2 separate regions of the Homo sapiens genome follow, and region 2 is linked to region 1. Evidence: chromatin contacts called from ENCODE POLR2A ChIA-PET data. All regions are on one chromosome and are shown on one strand. Each heading gives the region's core, a stretch centred on a gene start or an enhancer-like site at or near the end of the contact. The rest is flanking DNA. Distances are from core to core; before and after follow the strand shown.

Region 1 (5,011 bases), core at 1,607-4,106:
TCTGGGGACTAGACCACCTCTGATTCTCAATTTCCCAGCAAGTTCGGGTCATCCTCATTGTGGAAGTAGAAAGGAGTTGTGGATGCAGGATGGAGCATGACCTGTCTGCTTCTGGCTGAGGTTTCTTGGCAAAGTCTGGAATGATGATGACTACATCAGGAGAAATGTCCTGGGAGCTTCCTTCCTACGAGGTCAGACTTTCCCAGAGGGCAACAAGGTTTCTGTAGGAAGGGGGTGGGGCGGGTGGAGTTGGCACGATTTGTTCTGCTAAACAAGAGAGGTCTTAACAGTGCCCATCCCCTGAACCCTGCCCAAATGACTTGGATTTGCTGGCTCTTTTGGAGTAAAAGAGAGCATGGTGTATGTCTCTCACACTTTCTCCCCATCTCTGAGGTAGCCCATTGTGCAGATGAAGGAAGTGAGGCTCACAGAGGTGAAGTTACTTCCTCTGGCTGACCCAGCTTGCAGGGGCAAAGCCAGGGTTGGAAGCCAAACAGCCTGGTCTCCAGAGCTGAGGGCATAACAGAGGGTGTGTTGCTGCAGGTGCATTTGTGATGGGCATTTCTGTGCTGTGCTGGGTTGTGGGGTGGGGCTGCCTACGTGGAGTGAGGGTCATGTAGGGCTTGAAACATGTGGCACGTGTGCTGCACGTGCACATGATTGGCTGTGCAGTTCCAGATGCCTGTGTGACCACGTGTGTGCATGCCCGCACCTGGCCCCTCCTCCCCAGGTGGTATGGCTGGGGGCCGCTTTCCCCACTTAGAGGAGTCTGCAGAGGAGCCAAACCACAGCTCCAGCCAAACCGCAGCTTGGGCCGCAGGGGTTTGATCTTCCCTCTGCTGCCGGAGATGAGAGAAGTCTAAGTGGCAGAGATTTATGGGGCCTGAGGGAGAAATACCCTTCCAGTGAGAAGCTCACATGAAAAGCTCCAGAGACTGCAAAGCGTGCCAATTATGCAACAATTAAAAGGTTTGACTATCATTTCTTTCTCCTTTTATTCTCCCATCTACTCCTCCCCCTGCCACATCTGGCTGCCCCTGCAGGCTCCCCAGCAAATGCTCTGGGGAACAGAGGATAAAGAACACACTTTTCCCCTTTTTAATTGGAGATCAAAAGTTGGAAGAAGAACTCACCCCTCAAGGGCAGGAAGAAGGGGGTATTGTTGAGATGGAGGCCCTCAGAGGAGGAGATGGGAAAGGAGAAAGGAGTGTAGGGCAGGCTCCTATACAGCTTGTCAGGGTTTGTAAGAATTTTACACACATCATCTCACTTAATCCACAGGCCAACCCTGTAAGATTAGTTAACTATTACTGGCATTATGTTTCAGATTAGAAAACGGAGACTCACAGAGGCAAATGATTTTACCAAGGTCACACAGCTGGTAGAAGTGGCACTGTACCCCAGGCTGTCTGATGCCAAGGGCTTTGCCACCAGGCTCCTAGCCTTGGCTTTCCCATTGGTAAAGTGGGTGCAGGCCCTGGGCTTTGTGTGATGGAATCAAGTGCTCCTGTAGATGAAAGGTACAGTGGGCGCTTAGCGGCAGGATTGCTCTGTAATTCAGCCAGCATCAGCTGAGCCAAATGCCCTGCGCGGCAATCCAGTGGCTAATTGAGAAAGAATTAGGCAGTGTGCCCCAAAAGTGAAGAAACAGCTGCTAGTTGGTTTTTTAGAGGCGCCAACACATAGTCAGTGTATGTACCCCCTCCCCACCTGATTTCCCAGCAAAGCTAACAGCGCCCACACTCCAGGGTTCATGGCATTGGACTCCCTCCTGCCCTGCTCATCCATGGCAACTCCAAACACTGCCCTAAAAGCTCTTATATCTCCTGAGGGAAGGTGGCTGTGGGCACACAGGCTTTTGCAGGGTAATGAGCACCATCTCTTACATCTAGGATTCCCCCAAACAGCTGGCACATAGCAGGCTCACACAGTTCACATTTGACCCAGACAAAAGAGGACAGCAGGCTCTCCCCCAGGGACTTTCATGTATGTTTTCTCATTAATGCACCCTAGATCTGCTCTGTCTCTAACTGAGGGAGTAACTCTGGGCAGGCCATGACACCTCCCCGGACATCAATTTTCTCAGATGTTGATTGAGTGGGCTAGACTGTCCAGAGTTAACTGCCCAGCTGTCTATGACAGCTAGAGAGGGAGGAACATGTAGCCCAAGTCACGCACAGTGGCAGGAAGAGGTTCCAATTTTCCTGCCTCCAGGCTGGGGCATGTCCCCCACACCTCAGTCCTCAGTCTTCCGGAGGGTGAGCATGCCGGCAAAGCTGGGCTGGCTCTGCCATTTCTCCCGCTTCAGGCTAAGCCCAAGAAAGCAGCCACACTTCTGGGTCTTGTGCCCACAGGAAAAAAGAGTGGAGCTTGGGTCTCAGCCTCCCTATTACTTTTCCCTGCACCACCACAAATGCCATTAGCCCAGGCCTCCTGGGATAAGTTTTCCCAAATGGTTTTCCCCAGTACATTGCTTCCCAGATCACAGCTTGACTCAGCATTTTCTCCTCTGCTGCTTCGGATTCTTGAAAACCCCTCACCTCAGGATTGATGTCCTGGGGTATATGTGGGAGGGGGTGGAGAATAAGGGGGGTTGGTTATGGAGGGCAAGGTGGAGCAAGTGGGGGGTAAGAGAAACTGTGAGCATCCCCCTGACACCATGAGCTCTACCCCAACCTCAGTGGCTCATACTTGGTGACCTGGGGGTCCTTCTCTCCCCATCGACCCTCTCCGAGGCCTGTACCAGGTGGCCATGGCAGCCAGCTCCCTCATGGATGCTGAGGGACCCCAGCTGGCAGAAACGGCCACACTTGGAGAGCCCAGCCAGTTGTTTGCTCAAGTGGGGCCCACTCAGCCCACTGTGTGGGGACTGGCAGGACTCCACAGGAAATGATGGGAGGGTTTGGGTGTATTCTGACCTTAACTGAATTCCAGGATGATGATGTGTGAATAATATGGCTTTTTGAGAGTCAACAGCTTGGGTGCTTCTTATAGTAAGGCTAGAGTGCTCAATGGGCCATCTCCCCATTAATCATTTAGCTAGTTCGATCAATTGGCAAACAGTCCCAGCATTACTCTGCAGTATTACTCTTCCTTCTGTCAGCAGCCACCCTTACACAGATGTCAAAACTGCCATCAAGTCAGCCCCAGCCCCACCCCCATGCCTTCTATTCCCCGGGCTTCATATTTTAATTCCTTGAGCTTCTTGCAGTTCCCATTTCTGTCCAGAATTTTCATTATTTTGGTGGTCTCTGCCCACAGGGAGATCCCAGGTTCCTACTCCCTGGGCCATTCTGAACTCCCAGAGGGCACATTCTGACCACCTGAAGGAGGAAGAAATTCATTCTCAGTGATATTCCAGAGAAAGTGCCAGGGAGGGGCATGTGGGTAAACAAGCCCGGGGCCAGACCCCAGCATCCCAGGACTGCTGGCTCTTCCCTCTGTGTGCTCCCTCCACTCCAAGACTCCAGGCTTTCATCACCAGGCAGGACAGAGTTTGACCAAGACCTCAAAACTCACAGTGTCTCCAGATTGTGCAGCCCCTCGAAGCTGTGGGTCCCCAGATGCTGGATGCGGTTGTTATGCAAATGCCTGCACGGGAAGGAAAGACGCATCAGAATGGGTGCCCACGGCACTGGGGCCAGGGGATGGAAGAGCACATGGTGGCATGGGGAAAGTGTAGGCAGAAGCATGGACAGAATGACCCTAATGGTCCATCCGTTTGTTTCCAGGAACAAACTGACTGGCCAAGACTGACTTCTGAAGCCACAATCTCCAAGGCTGGATTGACCACAGGCTACCCCATATTGATTTCCTATTAAAGGAAAAAGGGAGAGGAGAGCCTCAGGCCAAGGCTAAAGCAAGTTCCCCCTAAGCTCTAGAAGACAGGTCTGATGTCAGAGGGGCTCAAGTCTGAGGCTTCTTCTATGGCTGGGCTCCCCAGGACCCAGTCTGCCTGACTCAGTGGCCAGACGTACTTATGGGAGCCAACAGCAAACCACTGCAGTCAACATATAATTAAAGGCGAAGCTTTCTGTTACAACTGGAGAGAGCTACAGACACACTCAGAGAACAGGCAGATTGGTGAGGCCAGAGGAATCGAGGCAGGCTTTATAGAGGTGGTGATCCAGAGCAGGGCCTTGAAGGACAGGTGAACTGAACAAGCAGAAGGAAGGGCATTCCAGGCAAAGGGGGACCCGAAGTGATGCAGCTTGAACAACTGGACAGAGCTATCCAAGCATAAGCCGGAAAAAAACAACATTACATGGAAATTATGAAAACATACAACAGGGAAACAGAAAGCCAGAAGAAAGAGGATGCAAAAGACAGGCAAAGTTTTAAGCCTAGAAGAAAAGATGACTAATGAACCAGGAACACAAGGAAATTTATCACAGTAGCCTTCTGCTACAAAACAATCCAATAAAACAACATTTCAAAGATGAATGTTCTTAAGTGAAAGGAAAAATGACACAGTAGATTAAGGAAATAAGTTGAGGACCAACACTACATCACTTGAAAAAATGAGTCAATAAATTTAAAACAAGGGACAGTGCAGACACTGCTAAAAATTGAATTGGTGTCGGAGAGAAAACCTGAGATAATCATGGTGACTATGGTTGAATGAGACAAAAATGTTAAAACAAAAACTAAATGCTGAAGACATAAAGGTGATTTAACACAAACATAATTGATGTTTCTGGAGCAGAGAATCCAAAAATGAGACTGAAGATGTATTCAAAGACATAACACAAAAGAAATCTCTAAGATGATGAAAGAATGGAAGCTGCAGCTCAAAAGCATACATTGTTCCAGGATAATTAGATGCTGACTATTCCATACTGTGACATATCCTAGTTAAACTATTAAATTCAAGAATTTAAAAACATCTTCAGGCAGAAGAAGGAAATCACTGACAAGGGGAAGAAAATCAGGCTGGCCTCCAAGATGTTGTTCAAATATAAAGGCAATGGGCAGGCCTCACCCAACATAGATGGGTAAGGACGGGACTCCT
Region 2 (3,865 bases), core at 1,366-3,865, 530 kb before region 1:
ACCCCGCCTAGGCCTCGCACCCAGCCCTCTGGGAGCTCCGGCCCCGGCACCTCCAGGCTGGGGTTGCCCAGGTCCGGCCTCTGGGGCGTCCAGCCGGCCCTAGACGAGACAATGCGGCCCGGGCCCCGCCCCCGGAGGATGACGCGCCCGGCTGCCGGCCAGTCAGCGCCCGTGGCTAGGCTCTTTAAAAAAAGAAGGGCCGGCGCGGTGTGGCTGTCAGCTGGGAGGGATCCCTCCGCCCATGTAAACATCATAAAGGGCAAGGGGAGCGTCTGTTGTGGGCGGGGGAGCGGCTGCCTTCCCGGAGAGTCCTCTCGGTCCCTAGGTTCCCCTCAAGACGCCGGCAACCGCCCCGTCCCTTAACGTCACACCGGGTCTGCTGGGAGCCAAACAGCTGCGGCCTGATCTGGGAGCGATAGAATCTCATCACTTAGGGTCACTACCGGAAATGGAGGAAGCCGGACTGGGAGACCTTGAGAGTTGGGAGCGAGAGGGAATCGTAGGACGCAGCTGAGAATTGGGAAAGATTTTCTTAGGCTTGTTCTTCCTGTCCATCTCAGTTAAATAATAATCATAACTCATGTAAGTCTAGAATTTGTCTCAAAGTTATGCCTACCTGGCTCGTAGGATGCCAACGTTAGGAGTGAAAATAGTCAACGCTCTCCCGAGAGAGCACATGACACTACATGAGCTTCATCAAGACCCTCGGAGGCCCAGAATGCGCACCAAAGAGCCATCGACGATAATTCTTCTACCCAACTTTTATTTAGTATTATTAAATATTCAGTAAAGTTAAAAGAAATTTGCATCAAATTCCTCTATACCCACTACCTAGATTCTATTATAACTTGCCACATCGCATATCTATCTTGCACTGATAATTCTTTTAATAGTGTATTAGCTGTCCCCTGGGCTTGACTCTCCATTGCAGTAGGGAGCAGGAAAAGACTCCAGGTCCCAAAGCCCTGGAGAGCTAAGAAAAGGAATACGTTCTCCCAGGACCACTGTGAACTCTTTCCTGGGCCCGGTACCTCTGGGAAAAATTTGTTGAAGGGAAGGCGGTTTTCTTCTCCCCCCACGCCCATCCCCCCTTTTAATTGAAGACTTCTTAAGCATAAGAGATTTCCTTCCACTAGGTGAATCTGAAAGCGAACTAAGATCTTGACAAACATTCCTTGCATACGTTTGGCAGCTTTCTGGATGAAAGAGGTCATTTCAATGTTGACGTTCTACTTTTTGAGCTTCCTCCTTTTTTCTGAGGCTGCTGGACACTACCCCCCCACCCCCGTCCCCCGTCTCCCGCCAAAAGAAAAAAGGCGCCTCAAAAGTGTTCGTATCTCTTAAAGTTCGTTAACCTCTTTGCCTCCGTTGCCTGCTCTGCAAAATGAGGATAATATCGTACCTACTCAATATGGTGGTTGTGAAGACTCAGTGAGCTAATACATGCAGAGCGTTTAGAGCAGTGCTTTACACACAGTAGCATTAAATAGCGGCTATCACCCATAAGCACATAACTCCCAGATTTATATCTCCAATTCTGATCTCGCCCCTTCAGATTTATACCCTTCAGTCTGTTGAAGGATACCCCGTTGTGTATTTCTACCTGTATGTACCAGAGACACCTCAAATTCAAAATGTCCAGAAATGAACACAGTATCTTCTTCCCTTGAGTAACTCGCCTTCTGTATATAATTGGGGTGAATGTTCCAGCAATGCCAACGGGCTAGCATCTACTCAGGCAGGTACGCCAGACATCTGAATCTTAATACCTCGTCGTCCCCCCTCAATCTGTCACTATGTCCTAATTTTATTTCCTACCTTTGCATCCCTTCCTCATAATTATCAGCACCACTGCCTTAATTTAGATCCTATCATTCCTTGTCTGGATTATTTCAAGTCTTTCGCCCCTCTCAAGTCTGACCTCGTCATAGACTGTTTGTGGATGATTATTTTCCCTGCAACATCTCCACCTCCCAATAGTCTCCATCACTTATTAGCCATGTGAATTATGGCAAATTGCTTAACCTACCTATGCCTCACTTTCCTTATTGTAAAGTGGAAATAAGAGTACCTATCTCATAGGGTTGTGTGATTAATCATGCGATGCAATTAGAACAGTGCCTAGGATATGAAAGTGCCCCAAAATGTTACGTTATTATTATTATTACTACTATTGCCTTCTCATGAACATGCTATGTGTATGTTCAAGCTGTTATCTCTACTGGAAAATCCTTCTCCGTTTCCAATACTCTTTCCAAAACCCCCTCCTGGGTTTTACTGCACCTACCATTGTGTACTGACGTGATTGAATGATTGGCTTATGGGACTGATCCTTTCTACCAGACTTAACTTCTTCAGGGCAGGAACTCTGATACATAGTAAATGGTCAATAAAAGTTGGCTCAACTGAAACCCTAAGGATAAACTCCATCCACAGCGGAAGGCGCGGCCCCGCCCGATTCGGGGGCGGGGCGGGGAGCCGCGCGCGGAGGGTGGGTCGATGGGGGTGGGGTGGGACTCTTTTTCCTCGCCGTGGCGGCGGAGGCGCACGGCGTGGGCTTGCGGCGAGACGTCGTCGTCGGAGGCTGAAAAAGCCCAAGGTGCTGCCGTTGCCCGTACAACTCGGACTTGCTGTTGCTCGAGCCGCGTCTGCACGGGTCTCGGACCGAGCGGAGCTCGCAGCCTCGGTCCCGGAGCCCACCTTCGCCTCGCCCTTGCCCAGCCTGCGGTGATGGAGGCGGCCACCACACTGCACCCAGGCCCGCGCCCGGCGCTGCCCCTCGGGGGCCCGGGCCCGCTGGGCGAGTTCCTGCCTCCACCCGAGTGCCCGGTCTTCGAACCCAGCTGGGAAGAGTTCGCGGACCCCTTCGCTTTCATCCACAAGATCCGGCCCATAGCCGAGCAGACTGGCATCTGTAAGGTGCGGCCGCCGCCGGTGAGTCACGCCAGCACCCCGGATCCAGCTCGTGGCTGGGGGAGGGAGCGGGGACGCGCGGGTCCGGGGAGGCCCGAGGCGCGGGGGGCGGGGAGCCGGTCGCCCCGCCGGCCTCGTCAAGTTTGGGGCTGCCTAGAAGGTCGGAGTTGAGGCCGGGGGAGGAAGACGGGGGCTTCTCCAGGGTGGGAGATGAGGAGCGTGGGAGAACCGGGGGCTTCGGCGGTGCCATGGGAGGGCCGGGTCGCCGCGGGGCTCGGGCGGCCGGGTGCGGAGGTTCGGGTTCGGTTCCGGATGGAGTGATGGCAGGAGCCGGGGGTGGTCGCGGGGGAGTTTCCTCACGGAGCCTGGCGGAGGCGCGGGCTGGAGGGAGGACTGTGGGCCCGGCGAGGCTCGGCAGGCTGGTCCTCGCCTCCGCTCCCGGGGTGCGGGGGTGTGTGATGGGGTGGGGTGGGGGTGGGGGACTTGCGAGTTGTCGTGCGAGGAGGAAAGTTTTCAATATGGCGGCGGGAGCCCCTGGTCCTTTGTGTGGTGGCGGCGTCGGCCCGGAGCGGCCCTCACCTGGGCGCCCCACCCTCCAGACCAGGGCACCCCTCCACCGCCTGGTCCCCGGGCCTCCAGGTGTCCCCCGGGCCGGGGTCAAGAAGGGGGCGGCCAGCGCTGGCTGGGGGCGGGGAGGAGCCGCGGGTCCAGCCCCGGAGCGGATGTTTGTGGGGGGCGTTAGTGTCTGGGGGACACTTTTGGGGCGGCGGGGGCAGGACGGGCGGCGGTGGGCCCCGATGCCCGCCCGCGCTCCCGAACGCGCACACTCCCGGCTTCTTCTGGCTCAGCCGCTCGGCTCCCCGGGGAGGCCTGGGCTGTGCTGGTGGGGATGGGGTCCGGGCGAGGCCGTGTTTGTAGGGGAACGTCAGACGGAGAGACCTCCGAAGATTTC

The links. ChIA-PET counts read pairs that join two places held with the same protein, here RNA polymerase II (POLR2A).
Region 2: POLR2A ChIA-PET joins it to region 1 with 12 read pairs in A673. The contact joins the promoter of KDM5B here to the enhancer-like site in region 1. POLR2A ChIA-PET finds 5 or more read pairs at or near these places in 2 of 52 experiments (A673 and MCF 10A).

The regions. Positions count from the first base shown.
Region 1 is chr1:202,279,361-202,284,371 of GRCh38, reverse strand. It overlaps LGR6 (leucine rich repeat containing G protein-coupled receptor 6), which reads right to left. Exons shown (of 18, transcript NM_001017403.2): 6 at 3,520-3,591. Among named protein-coding and RNA genes, the nearest start is that of UBE2T, 60 kb to the left of the region's middle. Within about 2 kb of position 2,856, at least 5 of the 41 ENCODE cell types and tissues checked have a DNase peak (open chromatin) inside an H3K27ac peak, as active enhancers do.
Region 2 is chr1:202,807,171-202,811,035 of GRCh38, reverse strand. It overlaps KDM5B (lysine demethylase 5B), which reads left to right and starts at 2,615. Exons shown (of 27, transcript NM_006618.5): 1 at 2,615-2,934. The coding sequence starts at 2,731. It overlaps LOC124904583, which reads left to right. Exons shown (of 3, transcript XM_047439549.1): 3 at 1-798. The coding sequence ends at 1. It overlaps PCAT6 (prostate cancer associated transcript 6), which reads right to left and starts at 82. Exons shown (of 2, transcript NR_046325.2): 1 at 1-82. RefSeq lists silencers at 1-215, 2,601-2,810, 2,841-3,040, 3,441-3,560, 3,661-3,730.